Regions from separate parts of the Homo sapiens genome. Here region 1 is linked to region 2. The links are chromatin loops, found by intact Hi-C in ENCODE. Cell type or tissue: MCF 10A. All regions are shown on one strand. Links, peaks and the distances in the headings refer to the core of each region. The heading gives the core; the rest is flanking DNA.

Evidence for each region. Hi-C counts contacts between places; a loop is a spot of excess contacts. Peaks named below come from ENCODE experiments on the same cell type or tissue, not always from the same donor. Only the 100,000 strongest peaks of a DNase experiment are listed, where the experiment ranks them.
Region 1: it touches region 2 in a loop (8-fold over the local background); 2 of 110 quality-filtered maps call a loop at or near these places.

Annotation. Positions count from the first base shown.
Region 1 is chrX:57,524,344-57,535,578 of GRCh38, forward strand. No RefSeq gene overlaps it. Among named protein-coding and RNA genes, the nearest start is that of ZXDB, 62 kb to the right of the region's middle. In MCF 10A, for the core only: a CTCF peak has its summit at 4,556; no DNase peak of the experiment used is centred there.
Region 2 is chrX:57,923,700-57,934,934 of GRCh38, forward strand. It overlaps the pseudogene MYCLP2. Among named protein-coding and RNA genes, the nearest start is that of ZXDA, 19 kb to the left of the region's middle. In MCF 10A, for the core only: a CTCF peak has its summit at 5,879 (motif pointing left); no DNase peak of the experiment used is centred there.

The DNA.
Region 1 (11,235 bases), core at 3,541-6,040, 400 kb before region 2:
CGTTATGTACCCAGTAGTCGTTCAGGAGCAGGTTGTTCAGTTTCCATGTAGTTGAGCGGTTTTGAGTGAGTTTCTTAATCCTGAGTTCTAGTTTGTTTGCACTGTGGTCTGAGAGACAGTTTGTTATAATTTCTGTTCTTTTACATTTGCTGAGGAGTGCTTTACTTCCATCTATGTGGTCAATTTTGGAATAGGTGTTATGTGGTGCTGAGAAGAATATATATTCTGTTGATTTGGGGTGGAGAGTTCTGTAGATGTCTGCTAGGTCCACTTGGTGTAGAGCTGAGTTCAATTCCTGGATATCCTTGTTGACTTTCTGCCTCGTTGATCTGTCTAATGTTGAGAGTGGGGTGTTAAAGTCTCCCATTATTATTGTTTGGGAGTCTAAGTCTCTTTGTAGGTCTCTAAGGGTGTGCTTTGTGTATCTGGGTGCTCCTGTATTGGGTGCATATATATTTAGGATAGTTAGCTCTTCTTGTTGAATTGATCCCTTTACCACTATGTAATGGCCTTCTTTGTCTCTTTTGATATTTGTTGGTTCAAAGTCTATTTTATCAGAGACTGGGATTGCAACCCCAGCCTTTTTTTGTTTTCCATTTGCTTGGTAGATCTTCCTCCATCCCTTTATTTTGAGCCTATGCGTGTCTCCACACATGAGATGGGTTTCCTGAATACAGCACACTGATGGGTCTTGCCTCTTTATCCAATTTGCCAGTCTGTGTCTTTTAATTGGAGCATTTAGCCCATTTACATTTAAGGTTAATATTGTTACATGTGAATTTGATACTGTCATTATGATGTTAGCTGGTTATTAATTTTTGGTTTTATTGCAATTGCTTTTGGGGACTTGGTCAAGCACTCTTTGTCAAGGCCTAAGTTGTGAAGGATATTTCCTGTTTCCTCCTAGGATCTTTATCTTTTAAGGTCTTACATTTAAATATCTAATCCATCTTGAGTTTATTTTTGTATACGATGTAAAGTAGGAATCCAATTTCATTTTTCCACATATAGCTAGCCAGTTATTACAGCACCATTGATTGAATAAAAAGTTCTTTCCCCATTGCTTGTTTTCTTCAGCATTGCAGGGTTTGTTTTCCAAGCCTTGGCCCTTATCTTTTTAATTCCCTAAGTTACAAAGGTTATATCAATAAATTCACATATATTGATTTGCATATATTGAACTATCTTTGCCTTCCTGATAGAAAACCCACTTGGTCATAGTGTTTTGTCTTTCTGGATGTGCTCCTACATTTGGTTTGCTAGTACCTTGTTGATTATAGTGTGTACGTTTCTCAGGGATATTGATCAGTGGTTTTCCTTTTTGGTTGTGTCCTTGCCTGTTTTTGGTATCAGGGTGATGCCGGCCTCATAGAGTGAAGTAGGGAGAATTTCTTGAATATTTTGCAATAGCTTCAGAAAAATCAGTATTAGCTTGTTCATTTCGTAGAATTCAATTCTGAATCCATCTGGTCCTGTTATTTTCTCTGTTGCGAGATTTGTAATTACTGATTCAATCTTGCTACTCATTATTGGTATGTTCAGGTTGTCTATTTTTCTGATTAAATCTTGAGAGCTTATTTGTTTCTACAAATCTGTCCGTTTCCTCTAGGTTTTCTAGTTTGTGAGTTTATAGCTGTTCATAATTGTCTCTGATGATCTTTTGTATTTCTGAGTTATCTGTTGTAATGTCTTTTAAAAAATATTTCTGATTTTCTTTACTTGGATCTTCTCTTTTCTTTTTCGGTCATTCTTCCTGTTGGTTTCCTAGCTTTGCTTATCTTTTCAGAGATCAACTTTCAGTTTCATTGTTCCTTAAAATATTTATTAGGCGTCTGCTTCTTTTATTTCTGTTCTGATTTTTATTTCTGTTTTCTACTAATTTTGGGTATGGTTTCTTGCTTTTGTATCTTCTGAGTTGTAACATAAGGTTGCTAATTTGTTAATTTTAAATATTTTTGACATAGCCATTTAATGATATAATATTTCCCCTTAGCATTGCCTTTGCTGTATCCCACAAGCTTGGGTATGCTGTGTTTCCATTTTCATTTGTTCCAAGGTTTTTAGAATTTTCATCTTAATTTCTCCATGAACCCAATTGTTATTATAAACATGTTGTTTAATTTCCATATATTTACATTTTCCAAGTTCCTTCTGATATTGATTTTTAATTTTATTCACCTGTGGTCTGAGAAGATACTTGATACAATTTTGATTTTTTAAAATTTGCTAAGACTTATTCTGTGGCATAATATAGGGTCTATCTTGAAGAATTTTCCATGTGCTCATGAAAAGAATGTCCATTCTGCAGTTATTGGGTAGAATATTTTGTAAATGCTTTTTATGTCTGTTTTGTCTAAAGTCCAATTTAAGTCGATATTTTTTTTTAATTTTCTGTCTTGATGTTCTGTCTAATGCTTTGAGTGGTGTATTGAAGTCCTCAATTATTATTGTATTTCTGTCTATCTCTTTTCTGGGTGCAAGCTGTTGAGTGCATATACTTAGAATCATTATGCGCTCTTTCTGAGTTGATCCTTTTATCATTCTATAACAACCTTCTTTGTCTTTTGTTACTTTTTTTAATTTAATGTCTATTTTATCTCATGTAAGTATAGCTGTTTCTGATCAAAGTTTGTTTCTGTTTGTATAGAATATCTTTTTCCACCACTTTTAGTCTATATGTGTCTGCACAGTTAAGGCAAACTTTTTATAAGTGGGATACACTTGAATTATGTTTATTTATTCCACTTATATATATATTTTATGTGACGCATTTAATCCATTTGGAAGTAAAGTTAATTGATACGTGTCATTTTGTTCCTGTCATATTGTAAATTCTTTTATGGTTTCTTAATTATGTATTTGTTTCTGTTTTTGTGGTTTGGTAGAATTGTGTAGTGTTGTCATTTGATTCTTTTCTCTTCCTCTTCTGTGATTGCCTTACCAATGAGTTTTATACTTTCATGTGTTTTCATTATGGTGAATATTGTCCTTATATTTCCATGTTTAGAAATCCTTTAAGCATGTCTTATAGGGCTGGTCTACTGCTGTTGAATTCCCTCCATGTTTGATTGTCCGTGAAAGACTTTTTTTTCCTTCATTTATAATGTTTAATCTTGCCAGATACAAAATATTGACTGTCTGATTTCTTTCTCATAGTTTGAATATACTATTCTATTCTTTTCTGTCCTGTATGGTTTCTGCTGAGGAGTGTACTGTTAGTCTGATAGGGTTTCTTTTATAAGGGAATAGACCCTTTCCTTTTGCTGATTTTAGAATTCTTTCTTTCACTTTGCCTTTGGACAGTCTGATTACAATATGCCATGGTGAGGAACTTTTTGCAATGTATTTGCCTGAGTATTATTGGGCCTCCTCTATCTGTGTGTCTAAATGTCTTGCTAGATATGAGATGGTTTCATCAATTATTTTGTTTAATATGTTTACTAAAAATAGTTATCTGTCTTCTCCTTTGGGAATACTGATAATTTGTAAGTTTGGTCACGTTATGTCGTTCCAAACATCTCAAAAGTTTTGTGGATTATTTTGTGTGCATTTATTTTTATTTTTGTCTGACTGGACTATTTCAAAAAATCTGTCTTCAAATTCTGAGATTATTTCTTCTGCTTGGTTTAGTCTATTGTTGAAGCTTTGAAATGTATTTTTAATTTCTTTAGTAAATAAATTATTCAGTTACAGAAGTTCTATTTCCTTTTTTTAAAGATATCTATCTCCTTGGTAAATTTCTCATTGATATTCTGAATTGATTTTCTGATTTCTTTTAATTGGTTTTTAGATATATCTTCCATCTCATTGAGCTGCTTTAAAATCAATGCTTTGAATTCTTTATCTGGCATTTTGAGATTTTATTTTTGGTTAAGATTCCTTTGAGCGTGTCATATTACTATGCATTTTCATGATTGCTATATCTTTACATTGATTTCTGTACATCTGGAGCAACAGTCACTTTTCATTTTGGATTTATTTTCTTTGGGGAAATGATACTTTTTTCTTGAAGATATGACTATGATGGTTGTGTAGGGCTATTTGGCTTTGCTTCTGGGTGCAAGCAGTGGTGAAGATTATGTTTGATTTCCTTGTCTACATCTGTGGAGTCCTCAGTGTGTTAGGGTGTGGTATTGGTGGAGGCTGTGGTGAGGTTGTACTGGGGACTTGAATGCCTGATGGGCCTTTCTTCATGTTTTGGTGGTAGTAGTCATTGGGTAATCATGTCTATTCTTATGACCTGAAGCAGTGTATGCTGGCACCTGTGTTCGCAGTTCCAGATAGGTCAAACCTCGGGCCTCTGGGTGGCTTTCTCATATGCTTGTTGTAGTAGCAGGGTACTGAATTGGTGAGTGTGCTTACAATCTTCTGAGCAGACAAAGTGGCATGAGCAATGGCAGTTACAGTGGTAGTGATTTACTCTTCTAGTTCCTGAGTGCTATGCTCTTTATTACCAGTTGTTGCCATGGGCTGTCCAGGCTGGTCTCTAGGCCAGTAGATGGCAGTAGCAGACAGGAACCAGTTGCAATGGTAGTGGTAGAATTTCTGCCTTACTTCTGCCCCATGTAAGATATGCTCAGGTATTCCAGGAGGTAAACTGGGTTGTGGAAAGCCAGGAGCTTGGACCCCACATACTGTTTCAGTGAGGGGATGATGCCAGCTGGAACCAGATTGGCAAGCTTGCACTCAGGCCCCCCAGTGGTAAGTGCAGGCACCAGCTGTGACTTGGGGTTGAAGTGATGTTCAGGTCCCTGGGAAAATGCTTGGGTCAGGGATGACTGCTGCTGTTCTGAGGTCTTGTCATGGGTTGCAAATATGGCCAGTCTGTGAACATTGCTTTGGTTAGTCGGTGGGCAGTTTTTGTCCATTTCACACCTTAGTCCTGGCAGGTCTTCCTCCCATGTCCCAGGTGAGGCTGCTGAGTAGGCTGGTCAGTCAGTTTTGGCACATCCAGCCCACCCATAATTCAGCCCCAGGCCATAGGAGACACTGTCTTGCTCAAGGCCAAGCCTCAGCAGCAACTCTCATCTTTCTCAGGTCGTGGGGAAGAGCTCGGCTTCAGCACCAGTGGCTGGAGTGTATATCATGCTAACTTCTCAGTTCTGGTTCCAAGAGTCCCTCCTTCACTCAAGTCCCACTTCCACAAGCTACAGCTTGAGTCTAATGCCAAAGACTGGTGCCTCTCATTTCCAGGGCCACACACAGTTTGTTAAGGGCTAGGATTGAGAATGGTATCTTAATGTAAATGCATAGGTCTGTCAGAGTGTGTGAGACACTCCCTCAAGCAGTTTCATCTCACGTTCTCCTGGCCACTCCCTCAGTTAGAATTCAGGACTTGAGAGAATAGAGGTGCTCTCCTGTGGCCTGGATTTATTGATTCCTCAATGAGAAACTGAACCACAGAAAGACAGAGAAAGACCCTCTCCCATGGTGGAGACTCTCCCAGTTTTCACCTGGTCCAGGCCTTGCAAGTTGTCTGTTTTTCTTCTCCTTCCTGGAATTTAGAGTTTCCTTTCACTTTTATGTTGAACTCTTCTGTTTCTTCTTGGATAATATATTCAAAGTGTGATAGTCTACATACTATTTTTTTTTTCACCTAACTGGATGAGGCATACTAGAAATACTTATTGTCAGCCATTTTGGAGAAAGCTACACAAAACAAATTTAGAAGTATGCCTTCTACTTACATTTATATTTTTTGGTAGAGTTTAAGAAGAATTTGTATGAATTTTTTTGAATGGTGTAATTCAGACATGAAGACATCTGGTACTGGGCTTTTCTTTGTATAAACATTTTCATTTACTACTTTAATCTTATTTGTTATTGGTCTGTTAACAGGCTTTCTATTTCTTTGTAATTCAATCTTGGTAGATTGTATGTGTCTAGAAACCTCAATTTATTCTAGGTTATCCAATTTGTTGTTATACAGTTGTTCATAATAGCACCTTTGATCCTTTTTTATTTCTGAAGCATCCATTGTAATGTCTCCAGCTTCATTTCTAATTTTATCTGAGTTTTTGATCTTTTTGCAGTCTAGCTAAAAGTATGTCAATTTTGTTTATATTTTTATGAAACTCTTACTTTTGTTGATTTTTTCTATAGTTTTGTTATTCTTTCTTTTATTTATTTCTGCTCTGATCTTTATTGTTTTCTTTCTTCTGCTAAATTTGAATACAGTTTGTCTTTCTTTTCCTAGTTTCTTGAGGTGTAATGTTAGGTTATTTATTTGAGATCTTTTCTACTTTCTTAATGTAGGCATTTGTCATTATAAACATCTCTCTTAAAACTTCTTTTGGTGCATCCTATGGGTTTTGATATATTTTGTTTCCATTTTCTTTTGTCTCAAGGTATTTTTAGATTTCCCTTTTTGATTTCTTATTTGACCTACTGGTGGTTCAGGAGTGTGCTTTCTAATTTCTGGATATATGTAAATTTTTCAGTTTTCCTCCTAGTCTGAAGTGGTTTGTAATATTATTTAAATCCTGTTACATTTGCTAAGTTTTTTGTGGCTATCTGTCTTGGAGAATTTTCTATGTACGCTTAAGAAAAATATGTATTTTGCTGTTGTTGAATGGAATATTCTGTATATTTCTGTTAGGTGCATTTGGCCTAAAGTATACTTTAGGTCAAGTGTTTCCTTATTGAATTTCTGTCTGGATGATCTATCTGTTGTTTAAACTGGAATATTAAAATATTCTACTTTTTATTATATTGTATATTTCTCCCTTCAGATTAGACATATGTAGATGTTCTGATTTTATGTGCATATATTTGCAATTGTTATGTGTACTTCTTTTCTTTCTTTTTTTCCCCCTGAGGCGGTATCTCACTCTGTTGTCCAGGCTGGAGTGCAGTGGCATGATCAAGGCTCATGGCAGCCTCAACCTTTCCAGGTTCACGTGATCCTCCCACCTCAGTCTCCCAAGTAGCTGGGACTACAGGCATGTACCTGCACATGTGGAGAATTTTTGTATACTTTTTTAGAGATGGGTTTTACCATGCTGCCCAGGCTGGTCTCAAACACCTGTGCTCAAGTGATCCACCCATCTCGGCCTCCCAAAGTGCTGAGATTACAGGCATGAGCCACTGAACCTGGCTTGTTATGTATTCTTGATGATCTGACCATTTTCTCATTATAAGTTGGCTATTTTTTCCTCATGTGACAATTTTTGACTTAAAGGTTTTTTCTTCTGTTGTTAGCATAGGTATTCTTCCTCTTTATTTTTATCTCAATTTTTATGAAATGCTTTCTATTTCTTCATTTTTAATCTATTTGTGTCCTTTAAGGTGAAGTGAGTCTGCTGTGGTCTGAATATAATTTGTCAGGGAAAGAAGTTGTTATATCAAAAAGACACCTTTGCACATATGTTTATCACAACTAAATTCACAATTGCAATATTATGAAACCAACCTAAATGTCCATCAACCAATGAGTGAATAAAGAAAATGTGTTACATATACATCGTGGAATGTAACATAAAACAGAACAAAATAATGTATTTTGCAGCAACTTGAATGGAACTGGAAGCCATTATTCTAAGTGAAGTAACTCAGGAATGGAAAAGCAAACACTGTGACTTCTCACTCATAAGTGAGAGTTAAGCTATGGGTACACAAAGGCATACGGAATGGTACAATGAACATTGGAGACTCAAAAGAAAGGAGGGTTGGAGGGGGTTAGGGATAAAAAACAACATATTGGGCATAATGTGCACTATTCACATAATGGGTGCACTAAAATCTCAGACTTCACCACTATACAATTTGTCCATGTAAACAAGAACAATTTATATTCCAAAAGTATATATATATGAATATATATACATATATATGAATATACTTTGTCTATCTTTTTTGATCCATTCACTCTCTCTATATCTTTTGGTTAGATAAAGCTCTCAATTTAAATTTCAAGTAATTATTCATAGGTAAGATTTTACTACAGCCATTTTGTTAATTGTTTTCTGCTTGTCTTGTGGATCTGTTTTTCCTTTCTTACTCTGTAGCTGTCTTCTTTTGACTTAAGAGTTTTCTGCAGTGGTATGTTTTGACTCTTTTCTCTTTATCTTGGGTGTATCTACTATAGGATTTTGATTTATGGTTACCATGAGGCTTACCTGAAACATCTTATAGATTTACCAGTGTATTTCAAGCTGATAACTTCAATCACATGCAAAAATTTCTCCATGGTAAACTCCATATGTACTTATGCTTTTGATGTTTACACCTTTTTATGTTGTGTATTCATTAGCAAGTCAATTTGGCTACAGTTATTTTTAATAGCTTTGTCTTTTTACCTTTACGCTAGAATTAAGTGACTTACACACCACCACTATAGAAGTAGAGTATTCTGAATTTTACTAGATATGTACCTGTACCAGTGAATTTTCTACTTTCATGTGGTTTCATTTTACTAGTTAGTAGCCTTTTATTTCAGCTTGAAGTAATCCCTTTAGCATTTCTTGAAAGGTGTGTCTAGTGGTGGTAAACATCCCCAGCTTTTGTTTGTCTGGGACATTATTTATTTCCTTATTTGTCTGAAGGGTATCTTTATTGGGTATTCTTTCTTGGCCTGCTTTTTTCTTTCTTCTCTTTCTTTTTTTCTTCTTTCTTTCTTTCTTTTTTCTTTCTTTTCTTTCTTTCTTTCCTTTTCCTTCCTTCCTTCCTTACTCTTTCTTTCTCTTTCTTCTTTCTTTTTCTTTCTCGCTCTTCTTTATTTCTTTCTTTCTTTCTTTCCTCTCTCTTTTCCTCCTTTTTTCTTTTTTTCTTTCTTCACTTTGAGTATACCATTCTGCTCTCTTATGGCCTGTAAGAATTTTGCCGAGAAATCTGGTCATAACCTTCTGAAGATTTCCTTGTATGATTCTTTCTCCTGCTGATTTCAAAATTCTCTTAGTCTTTTATTTTTGACAATTTAATTATGGTGTATTTTAATCTAATGATTTTTGTTGAATATGATTTGCTATCTTTGAGCTTCATGTACCTGGATGTTCACATCTTTCATCAAATTTGAGAAGACTTCAGTTACTATTTCTTTAAATAAGCTTTTTGTTGTTGTTTATTTTTCTCTCTTCTTTTTCTGTTACCTCTATTATACAAAATTATATTTTTTGATATGGTCCAATAGACCCTATGGGCTTTTAAAATTCCTTTTTATACTTCTTTCCTCTTCAGACTTGATGTTTTTAAATGATCTGCCTCTGAGTCCATCTATTTTTTTCCTTCTGCTTGATGCAGCCAACTGTTGAAGCTCCTACTGCATTTTTACATTTTAGTCATTTAATTTTTTAAATTTCTGTTTGGTGCTTATTTATGTTTTCTATATTTGTTGAATACCTACTTTGGTTCTTAAAATGTTTTCCTCATTTCACCAAATTTTCTATCTATGTTCTCTTATAGTTTGCTGAGCTTATTCAGAAAAATTATTTTGAAGTATCAGTCAGGCCATTCTTGGATCCGTCACTCTTTATTTTAAATTTTATCTTTATTTTACAAATAATAATTATATAAATGTATGGAGTAAAATGTGATGTTGTGCTTTATGGTTAATATTAGATGTCAACTTGACTGCCTTTAGAAATGTCTAGATGGCAGGTGAAGTATTGTTTCTGGGTGTGTCTGTGAGGGTGTTTCCAGAGGAGACTGACATTTGAGTCAGTGAACTGAGAGAGGAAGACCCACCCTCAATGTGGGTGGGCACCATCCAATCAGCTGTCAGTGTCGCTAGAACAAAGCAGGTGGAAGAACAGGGAAAAGCAGCTTGCTGAGTCCTTTTGCTCTCTCTCTCTCTCTCAATCTCCATCTCTCTCTCTCAGTCTCCATCTCTCTCTCTCTCTCTCTCAATCTCCATCTCTCTCTCTCTCAATCTCCATCTCTCTCTCTCTCTCTCTCTCTCTCGCTCCCTGTGCTGAATGCTTGCTTCTTCTCCTCCTGCCCTTGGACATCAGACTCCACATTTTTTAGATTTTGGACCCTGGGACTTGCACCAGTAGCCTCCCAGAGGCTCTCGGGCCTACAGCCTCAGAGCCTCAGACTGAGGGCTGCACTGTCAGCTTCCCTGGTTTTGAAGCTTTCAGACTTGGACTTAACCATGCTACCAGCTTCTCTTTTGCCAGCTTGGAGATGGCATACCATGAGACATCGCTTTGTAATTGATTGAACCAATTCTCCCAAATAAACTCTTTTTACTATATACATATATCCTATTGGTTCTGTCTTTCTGGAAGACCCTAATACATTTTGATATGCATTTACAACATGAAATGATTCCATAAGTCTCATGAAACAATCACTTCACACATTTATCATTTTTTGTGGTGAAAACATTTAAATTCTATTCTTCTAGCAATTTTGAAATATGTCATTTCTTATTATTTATTATAATCACTATTCTGTGCAATAGATCACTAAAGTTTATCTCTATTGTATAACTGAAACCTTTACCCTTTGATTAACATTTCTCCTTTTCCCATCTGTCCACCTCTCCCAGCCTCTGGTAACCATCATTCTGCTCTCTCCTTCTATGAGTTCTATGTTTAGTGATTCCACATATAAGTGAGATCATGCCATATTTGTCTTTCTGTACCTATCTTATTTTACTTAACATAATATCCTTCAGGTTCATTCATGTTGTGGCAAATGACATAATTTCTCCCTTTTAAATAGTTGAATACTATTCCACTGCATTTATATACCACATTTTTTATCCATTCTCATGACAAACATCTAGGTAGTATCTATATCTTAGCTATTGCAAATAATGCTACAAAGAACATAGGAAGTGCAGATATCTTTTTAGCACACTGGTTTCAATTACATTGGATATATACTCACAAATGGACATGCACAACTTTTGATATATATTCAGAAGCAGACATATTCAATTCTTCTGGATATATACCCAGTGGTTGAAATGTATGGTAACTATTTTTTTCCTGAGTAACCTCCATACTGTTTTCCTTGTTGGCTGTATTAATTTAGATTTTCACCAAAAGGCACAAGAGTGTTTTCATCTCCACACCCTCGCCAACAGTTGTTATCTTTCATCTTTTTTTATTAGTCATTTTAATAGGCATTAGGTAACATGTTGTTGTGTTTCTGATTTCTATTTCTTCTATGATCAGTTTTAATGAGTATTTTTTATCTGCGTTGGCTTTTTCTATGTCTTTGATTTACTTTTCTTTTTTACTTTTAATTTTTGTGAGTACCTAGTAGGTGTATTTTGAGTTTCATGAC
Region 2 (11,235 bases), core at 4,801-7,300:
CACTGCTCCCAAATTTGCTTCCTGGAGCCTCTGGACCAAATGGACAGGTAAATGCCTACCCATGGGCTTTTGGTGTAAGTAGCTCTCAGCCTCAGCCTAAAGTATTCACTAGACAGACACCCACTGGCAGCATATGGGGCACTTATCAAAACTGAAGCCCTGGTGGGGCAGAGAAAATTACCCTATGGACCGAGATTCCTGTTATGCCCTGGGTAATGGACAGAGCTGCCCATAAAATTGGATCAGCAACAGAAGCTTCTTTATTAAAATGAAAATGGTATCTACAGGATTGAACTACACCTGGCCCTCCTGGAGTGTCACTACTGTGTGAGGAAATGGCCACATACTCTGTCAGTGAGGTTAACTTGCCAAAACCCCTGGAAATGCCCCTGGCTCTTGCTCATTGGGGAATGGAGGGAGTATGGCCAGCACTTTCATAACAAGAAAATTAATGTTTTTCTTTACCAATGGAGTGAGCACAGGGTATAAGGGAGTCAGATAAAGGACAGCAACAGCCTACTACCCTTATTCAAATACTCCAACTTCCATATGGGGATGGGCCAAAGTGCCCAATGGGCCAGGCTGTGTGCAACACCCCTAGAAATAGAGAAGGCCTTCGACAAACATTTTACTAAGTTTCACATTTTTGGCAACTCCTGGTCAGTGGCTAATAGGCTATTGGGTTGGGACTTGGACAAAATCAGGGCTGGAACATACAAGGCTGACACATTTGGGGTAAGGAGATGTGGGGGAAAATATCAGCACATTGGCCTCCACTCTGTGCATCTTTGTACACCATACCTCAGCTCACAGCAAACAATACAACCTGGAAGCTGACAAACTAGCTAAAGTACCAAAGTAGTTAATCCTTTTGAAAAGAGGGGAGACAGCAGAACTTTGGTAAGAGATACCCTTCACCCTATAAAGGAGAGGTCAGGGCATTTGGGCATCATGAGACCATGAAAATCAACTGTTAATGAGAAATAGACCCAGCAGAGAGACATTTACATGAAGCTGTTAGGGACCGTACCATAGACCAGAAATCTAGAGACTTGGACCTACTGCACAGGAGAAGGGCTATATCAGAGCTGGCAAATCCAGTCAATTTTATTGGGCCCCTCTCTGAAGCAGCAGGAACTATTACATATGCCACAACAATGTAGTAATTCCTACACAGGCTTACTCTTGGCTTACCCACGAAAGGCACCAAGCTCTGCTAATGTTATTGAGGAACTGATAAAATAGTTTGTATGGCCTTTGGGAGTACAAAAGTTACACAAAGTTATCCAGTCAGATCAAGACTCTCACTTCTCTGCAAAGAAGATTCAACCATAGGCATTACCAAAGAACACTGCTTGGATTTCTCATTTATTCTCTGGTCCTACAGTAGCAGGTGTCACAGAATGACAGAATGGGTTTTTTAAAACAAGGGATATTGAAAGAACATGCAGGACAATAGCATTCCCAGTAGCCAAAAATACTGCCCATAGTCATGCTTACATTAAATCCATACCTCTCTGGCATAACCGCACTGTATTTTAATTCACAGCAAATGAGGAGACCACCAACAGAGATGCTGCAACCTCTGGTGATGTATGTACCCACTGGACACAACATGATTTACTAGTATTAACAAACATGCGGGCCCTGAAGTGATCGCCCACAGCAAAGGAACTTGGCTCTTTCACCTCTTGCTTCTTCCTCATAGAAAATCCAGAGCCTGGTCATTTCTTTTCCCCTCAATCCTGACAAGGATCTGGCATGGACCACTCACTCTGGGTGCATTCTCAGTCTTAGTCTGTTCATTACCCAGAATAAAACTAGTAAACCACCCACCACCATCTGGAGAGGGAAGCATCCTCATTTTCTGCCCATGTACTTTGCTCCACTAAGGGCACTATGGAACAAACTTTGACCTGCTCTGGACACCCAGGAGATTGAACCAACAACCCTTGTATCCGGTAACACCATTTGGGTGACTCCCAGAGGACAATCAGATTCCCTACTGCTGGCTGCAAATGACCTCCAACATTTATGCCTATGCTGTTGTTCTGCCCTTTCCTTACCTGAGAAAGTTCCTACCTTCACCAATGTCAATTATACCTCGATTGGTGGATCACCCTATCCCTGGTAATCCACACCCTACTGCTGGCAGAGTATGTATGGAAACAGCATGCCTCATACACACCACAGGGACACCCAACATAGGTCAGACTGGGAACAAAGGGAACCATGCTCCCATTTCACTGGGTCAGTCCACAGACATCAGCACTGAGGTTAGCACTTCTCCTCCTCTCTCTACTACCACTTAGTAACATCCTTCCAGCTAAGTCAGATTGTACAATTTCACTTGTGACTCATAGATGCCTTCTAAGCTCTGTGGGCCGCCTTTTCCTTCACATCAGATGATACCCACTATTATTAACTCATGTGCCATTAAACAAATGGAGCAATGGGCCACTATCTATTGAGCCTCGTTTAAGGAATGCCCAGAGATAGTATGCACCAAATATTACAACCAGGATGCTTGTGATTGGTGTTGTTATTAATACTATAATCCAGATACAATACCCACAAGCCATTACGGGATTGCATAGATAAAATGATAGCTTTTTCTTATCCCTGGAATTATAATAAGTGCAATCGACACCCACAGTGTATACCTTTACAATTATTGGCTTCTAAGGCAATGCATACTACATGACATTACCTGGGCCAAGACATTTCTTAAAAAAAAAATCACACACACACACACACACACAAAACAACCAGCTTGGGAATTCTTCCCTAACCTAATCTTAATATACTAACTGCAAGTTTTACATAACACTCAATGGAAGTGAACTCTACAGCAATTGCAATGCTGGCTACCCACAGTGAACAACTCATAGCTCGTGGTGTCACAGCACAGACAGTTCTTACAAGAAACATATTTGATCTCAGGGAGAAATCTAACTACTGTTTGCATGGGAGTTTCTCCACCCACATTGATAACTATTTGCTTATAGCTATTGTGAAATTTGTCCAAAACCACAGTTATTAAAAACTTAGAAACTATTTGAGGGCAGTTGTTGCCCAATGTTACTTTTCTGAGGGCTCCTTAAAAATCCATACACACTCCAAACCTACAGAAGACATAAACGATAATGAGAAGACATGTAATGAAACTAACTTGGGAGGAATGTTTTCATCTTCATTAAAACATTTTTATGCCTTGTCATTTCTTTTTCAACTTTTATTTTAGATTCATTGGGCACATGTGCAGGTTTGTTACCTGGGTATATTGCATGATGCTGAGGTTTGGGGTACAAATGATCCCATCACCCAGGTATTGAGCATAGTACCCAACAGTTTGTTTTTCAACCCTTGCTCCCCTCCCCCGTCCCCCTCTAGTAGTCTCCAGTGTCTCAGTAGACACTTTATGTCCATGAGTACTTGGGAGGAAATTTATTGGTGTAGTCACACTGCCACCTCCCAAGGGGCCACTCCTGAGGTTATTAAAGGTATACAAACCTCTTCCCTATGAAAGTTTCCGCTAAAATGGAGTCCATAAAGCTTTTGGTCCCCCACTGAAACACAATAATGTTGCAATACAAGGGAACATAAAAGGGACCTATGCCTTGATACAATTGATATCTTTTTTTTTTTTTTTTTTTGAGACAGAGTCTGGATCTGTCGCCCAGGCTGGAGTGCAGTAACGTGATCTCGGCTCACTGAAACCTCTGCCTCCTGGGTTCAAGTGATTCTCCTGCCTCAGCCCCCAAGTAGCTGGGACTACAGGAGCATGCCACCACACCCGGGTAATCTTTTTTTTTTTTTCGTATTTTTAGTAGAGACGGGGTTTCACCATATTGGCCAGGCTGGTCTGGAACTCCTGACCTCGTGATCTGCCCACTTCGGCCTCCCAAAGTGCTGGGATTTCAGGCATGAGCCACTGTGCCCAGCTGATATCTATTTTTTTAAAAAATACTTGGTTTACCTGTTTTGTTCACTCATATGCGAGTGCCTCATAATTCAGAATCTAATTTGGTGTGTGGCTAGACTAACAACGTTCTTCTTGGACTGCCAATAACACCTGCAAAACCTATCCCACACTCATGGGAACACATCAATGCTATTTATTATTGGCAATCAACAGGAAACTCAAGCACAATGCACAACAGTCACAGCAAGGAGGAACATGCAATTGCCAACTACACCAAACGTGCCTATAGCCTTAGCCACAGCAACATATAAAATGGTAAATCTAACCTAATGCAGGGCTTGCTTCTGCCAACCTGATTTTAGAAAATATAGTGTAATACTTCTTCCCTGGCAACGCTGCATCATATACCTCACTTATTTAGATGAGCCGATTCTCCTAACCGTTGACATTCAATAACCTTATCCAGAGACTTATCTCACGTAAATGTATAGACAATGGTGGGCTGAGCCCATGACAAATTTAGTTAACCCAGGTGCTGAATGCAAGGTGGATAACACAAGCTTGTTTGACTATACCATTTTCTGCTCCTATTAACACAACCTGGAACTTCTGGAACTTCACAAAGCCATGTGAACTTCCCTTCAGTGGAACAGAGAATTCAGGCAGCAGAGGGAGCCTGGAGGTCCTGTAAAGGAATCAGATGGCTTCCCTATCACAATCTTCTCCTCATCCAACCCTGAAGAATATTTCCTGCACTTGGGATTGGTGCAAAATTCCAGTAGAATTTTATTCAACAGTGGAACCCCCTCCCTCAAGTACTTTCCGCCACCAAACCACACTAGATGTGACTCCCCAATGTCACAAATGAGCTTTCCAAATAGTTCCTCATGGTACTAACTTCCCTAGGATCACTAATTTTGGAGGCAGTAGGAACAGCATATGTGTGGAACAGCACACCACAATTAAGAGAAACACATAGCCATGTTGCAGGAATTACCCACAGAAATTAGATAAACAGCCCAAGGACTGAAACTCTTTGCTGAATCTCACTGTACTTTAGTGGCCATGGTGTGAGATAACTGCATAGCCCTAGGTCAGGCTGCTGGAGGGGTCACAGGGCACAGGGGCTGTGTGCTTGCTAAAATTATCTTCCTGCATGTGCGTAGATAACACCAAGTTTTACAGATAGCTGGGGTCATGTACCAAAGGGGATATAAATGCCACTCTATTGACTAAACGGACTGGTCAAAACAAAATTGTCTCCTTTCAAATTTATTCTACTGGCTGCCCAAGTGGGCAGATTGGCTGAGAACTGGCTTTTAAAATCCTAATTTGTAGCCTTATAGCATTCTGGGTCTTGAGGATGCTTCATCGCTGGCTCCCAACTGAGACTCCATGAAATAGCATACAACTTAGATTGTAAAACAACATGGGGCCAAGGCATGGACTGTTAAATAAGTGGATTAATATCTTTAGATGGTGCCTTGTATCTTGTTCCCTATATTCAGAGACAGCTAAGACCATTAGCTCAAAGCTCATTGGAACTAAAATCAAATGTTTACACACCCAATTGCTTTAAATATGGCCCCCAGTAAGCACATTTTTGGCCCTTTAGAACCCACCCACATTGCACCCTCTGTAAAACCAGACACACCATCTGCTAGCCGTAGATAGGACATACTCTGGGGCTGGACAAAAGCCCCAAGCCTCTGATGCCCATGGGAACTCTCTGACACAGAGACTCCACACCTGGCTGCTGAGTAACATCCCATAGACACATGAGCCTCCTGTCCAATTCTTCTCTCCTTTGGAAGTTGCCTTGAACTCTTCCTCTTCTGGGTGGTGGCCTCTTGCTGCTGCCTCTGGAAGGTCTCCTGCTGTGAGGGAAGTTCCACTCTCCTGAAACCTTTCAAAGGGCCAACCAAATAAAGCATGTTGTGTGCTACTGCCATCTAATGGTCATGACTTTTTCCTTGCTCAGCCCTGATATCCAGAAAATCAACACACATACTTAATGGCAAACTTTGTCAGAAGCCAAGATAGTGGAGAAACAATGGTCAGATATTGTTGAGATAATTGTCCATGGCCTTTCTACATTTATTGTAACAGCTTTTGTCTCTAACTATAGTTTGAAGAATACTTGTATGTCAACATTTGACTGGCTGCTCCTCATTTCTCCTGTGTGATTTGGGGCAGAGGGCAAGGGGAATTAATGCAAACATGAACCAAAACAAACTCTGACCCAAGAATCTCATATATTCTGCCAACATCTGTGAAACTGAGGTATGCTAGTTTGTGAGCTTGCAAGTAGGGTACAGTCTCAAACTCTTCACATTTCTTGCCAATTTTGGTAATGAAGATGAAACATAGCATTCTGGAAAGTGATAAAACAAGGGTGCTTCACTGGCCTGGTTAGGGGATATGAGAAGACTCCTCGGGATTGGAGAGCAAATGCTTTTTCCCGAATGGATTGGCACTAAGTGCATTAAAGGCCCTTCCCCACTCACTCTCCTACCTATTAATGAAGCTGAGGGGCAGGATGCAGAATTAAACCAAGCTGTTTGAATCATGGTTTGGTTGTTGTTCACTCTCCTCTGCATGGGAGGAAGAAGGGATGATGTCATGGTGCTGAGTCAATGACTTGCCAAACCTGAATAAGTGGCGTCAGCAGTGAAGATATAGAGTTTTCAGTGGAAAAAAAACCATCTGAAGTTTGTTTGGTTGAACCACACTGCTGGCTACTGGAAACCAAATGCAAACATGCCTTGCTTACTAGTATAGACAGAGTCTTTTCTCTCTCTCTCTCTGCATTTCCTAACTCCTGGTTCTCTTCCTTTTCTCACTTCAGGTGCTATAAGAAGAAAGATGATTAGTGGTGAGCCAGAAGTCTCTCTGTCCTCAAGACAGACTAAAAGGCATATGCATGGTAGGGTACTTCAGGAAAGGGACGGACTCACATGTTCACAGAACTGTTACATATAATCTCCCATGACACTATCTTATCTGATTTTCTGGGGAGTGGAGGGAAGGGGTAATAGGTATGAGGTAGATGAAAGCACCAAGACTGTGGAGCAGAGCTGCTGGGGAAATCAAGGGACAGAATGGAAGAATCCCTGAGCCCTTACAGTTCTGCACAAATGGAGGTACACAGGAGAGGATTTAGCATACAAGCTGGGGCAAAGAGCCAGAGGGATTACAAAAAAGGCTTACAGTCCCCACCCCTCGCCTCATCCCAAGACTCCCCTGCAATCCCTACATTCTGGCCTGGACATAGGGAAATCCCCTAACAGCTCTTGCTGTAACCCCTGAAATTCCTGTAGTGAACTCTAGGTCTGAGTTCATTTAAGGGAAAAAAGTCCAGAAAAGCAATTGTTGGGGTTTGGGCATGGTTCACAGTGGGGTTTGGAAGCCAATATGACTTTGTACAGGGACGCCTTTGGGAAAGTTGAATAAACTGTTCTTGTTGCTTCTACTTATAAATGGCAGGATTTGATGGGTCATATGCTTGTAATTTCTCATTCTACAGGTCTCATATAAAGTCATCCCCATCACAGAGAGACAGAGGTAGAGGGAAGTGTTAGTGGAACAAACTCCAATGAGATTTGTCAGCAGTGGTTGGCTCAGGATTTAGCATTAGTGTCTCTACCTTCTAATGTTCAATATTTTCACTATATACATAATAATTGTGTCAGCTGGCCGGCTAGAAGTCTCAGTCTCAAGGGTCCTCAATGCAGTGTTATTACATATCTGTCAGCAAGGGTGGCTGATTTATGCTCCCAAATACAGGGGCCTGCTTGCCAAGTAATCTCTTGGGACTAAGCAGGCAAATTCACAACATTAGATCCCTCTAACAGGAAAAAATTGACGTCTCTTCATACAACCTGCCACCGAAAAAGAGGCTCAGAACCTCAATCAACTCCTTGAATATTACATACAGGACAAATCTGTGTAACTGATGATTTTGCCGATGGGGGCACCTGGCAAGGGGAAGCAGTCAACACCCAGAGAGATCCCTTGGGGAACTGGACTTGTTGCCTCCCTAATATGGCTACAGGGTACATCCCTTTTGAAAAGCAGCTAATGGCTTGCAATTGGGATTCTGTCAAAACTGAACAATCGATTCATGGAGAATTTGTTACCATCTGGCTCGATATTTCCATCTTTGAGTTGGTCAACTCAGACTCAATGACTAGCAGGTAGGAAGGGGTCAATAAGCTTGGCTTATGAAATGGAAACGGTAAAATCAAGAACAGTCATCTGATCCCACAGACATTTCTTTTTTATTATATTTATTTTCTTCATGTTTGAGAAATATTTTTTGTCAAGATGTCCCAGAAGGCAACATTTTAAAATTGGGCAATCAATAATACAAAATTTCAGATAAACTTGCCTTTCCAAATAAATCAGACCCTTGAAACAGAAGAAGCACCCAAGGGTTTCTTTTTTTTCTTTTACAAAACAGTTAACTCCACTTTGCAAAATGCGTACAAAAATACAATATATTAAAAAGACTGCCCCAACATAATACCCAACAGCAGCTTATAAAACCAAGCTATTCATGTAGGACATTAGTAACCTACACCTGGCCTGTTCTCCCTCCATAGACAGTTCCAGAAGTCAGTTGGTTCCTGTAAACTACCATGCTCCTGAAGGGTAGAGAGGCTATTTCAAAACATCCTCTGGGATTCTCTGAGGCCACGAAGCAACCTCAGAAAGAAACCATTATGGAAAATAGATTTGAATGTAGCAGCTGGTTTTCCAGAGCCACAGATAGTACTTATCACCCCCCATCCCTTTCCAAATTCAGAACCATCAAGCACCTGCTATTTTGGGCAGAGTTCTGGAGGGGCTTGTCCTTTTTCCAGGACAGGGTTAGGGGTTCCTGAGGTTACCCACATGACAACTGCTGGGCTGGATGTCTTTCCCGGAATGGAGGCTGTACCTGGATTCTCCTTGGACATGCAGAGTCCAGCTGGGGCAAAAATCCATCATGATTGGCTAAGCAGAGCTCCTGCAGGCTCCTTTAAAACATACCAGGAAGCAAGTCCACCTTCTGGAAAAGAAATATGACTCATGGCAGGCTGGTAGGGAGCCAAGTATGCTGCAGACCCCACAAGTTCCTTGGAGATGCCCAAGGTGGACGTGTTTGCATGGTTCCGGTAGAATTTCACACTCATCAGTCAAAGATTGAGATGAGAGCTTCATGGAAAAGAGGAAGCGGTACAGTTCTCCCTTCTGAGGTGACTTACATCTGCCTTGAGAAGAGATTATAAGATGGGTGGCCTCAAGTGCCACTCGGACAGGGAACAAGTTCAGGAGCCAGGACTCCAAGATTTCCTCAGGCCCCAGGCTAGGATCCCCACTTCCCTGTAACTTGGGGAAACATTTCTAACCTGTGGGAAAGGATGCTGTAAAGCCCATTGCACAACAAAGGCAAAATGAAACAAAAGTCTCTCATGAGGACAGAAAGGTCCCTTCATCAGAGAAGGCCCAGAGAGCTCTGAGACAACGAACCTAGAGTGCAAGCTCTTTAAATGTTCTCAGGGTCTCAGCATTGAAACTGGAAGGAGAGGTGTCAGCTAATATCACAATATATACGTTAAAGGTTTCCAACTCCTCAGATACTGTAAAGTGTCTGACAGTGAAGCAATGGTCATGTTGATCAAATCTTCAAGCTTGTCATCACCCAAGACAGCTTGTGTGTCTCCTGGAAAAAAAAGCCACAGCGAGAGTGCTGTCCAGGCCCAGCTGTCCTTGCATGACCCCAGACATACCAGGGAGCATTCTAGCATCACCCCAGAGATACCAGGGAGCATTCTTTCCTAGTCTAAGGCTCACGCGGAGTGTGAGATTTCATGCAGGCTGGAGTCCCCGACAACATACACCACCTGTTGCATAGTATCTGTCAGCCTTTTCTTCGGAGCTAGTGAGGTAAACAGACCCCAAATCTCCTCAGTCAGCTATCTGCTGAGAAGCCAAAGGCGCCAGAGAAGACACAGCATGAGTCAGGGGAGAGAAAGAGCTGGGTTTCAAGGTTTCCAAGAATGCAAGCCCTTATTCTGTGTGTACTGGCTGCAATGCATTCTGGGACCTACTGCAAAGACTGTCCCGTCATAACCAAAATGTGAAAATTACTAAAGGGGAAGGGGAGGTCAAAAAATAAACTTGTGTCTTTGTAAGATAGAACAGTCAGGCTTTTTGGTCAGTTAGTAGCCACTGAGGTACGCAATTCATTTCTGCAATTGCTGTTGCTGGCGTTGGAGCTGCGTTTTCTCCATAGACATCTTTTTCTCGGTTCACGCCAGGTCTTGCAAGTATCCCAAGGCCTTGCTTAGGATCACTACCGTGGGGACCTTAGAGCAGCTGGCCAAGGTGGGTACCTGGTCCCTCAGGGCCAAGAACTGAGAACGCGCAGGTCATTCCACCTCTTGTGCTGCAGGAAGCTGTGGCCCTTCCTCTTGGTCACATCCTCAGTGTCAGAACTGGCAGCACTGGGCAGCCTTGCTTTCTATAGGTGAGGGGCTCACAATCCCCTCATCCTCCTCATCTTCCGTTTCCCCTGGAGCATCTCCCTCCAGAACCTCTTCTTGGAGACCTCTCTCTGGAGCCTCTTCTTGGGAGCAGCTTTCTGGAGAAATATGGGCAGCGCAGTTGTGTTGTTGCTGGTGGATGGAGGTATGGAAGTGTTTCATGCAGGGGTTCAGACGGTCTACTCGAACCATGATGGTGATCGACTTCTGTAAACCCAATCTGCCTTTTCTTTGCTGTCACAAGGTCAATTTCCTCACCCTCTGAGTTGTTTGGGTTCTCAAATCTGGAGCAGGCCTGAGTCTTGGCCTTGCCCAGAGTCCAGGGAGCAGTGGGCGCTGGATTGCCGTCTTCGAGGCTGGGAGGGCAGTCTGGGGAGGAGGGCACCTTGGGCGGGTTCCCCCAGGGCGCGCCAGTGGCGAGCCAGTCGCTCCCCGCTCTCTACAGCTGTTCCCAGGCCAAATAGCTGCTCCACATGCAGTCACGATGGACAATGGATGCATGGTTCCTGCCCCAAGCTCTCGAGTGGCCCCGAGATTCCGTCTCATCCCCGGCGCACTCTCCGGATCACGGCTCTGTGCGATCAATCCCAGGGTCTGGGTCCCTGGCGCTGGGATCCTAGTCTCAGGGCGGAAATGCGGGGGTGGGTTGGTGGGTGGGCGATGGCATCAACTCGAATTTCTTCTGCATCTCTGCTTTATATGTAAGAGTGGCAACTGTCTCTCTGGGGGAAACTTAACCTTTTATTCTCCTGCTTGAAACAACACTACTAGTTCAATTGG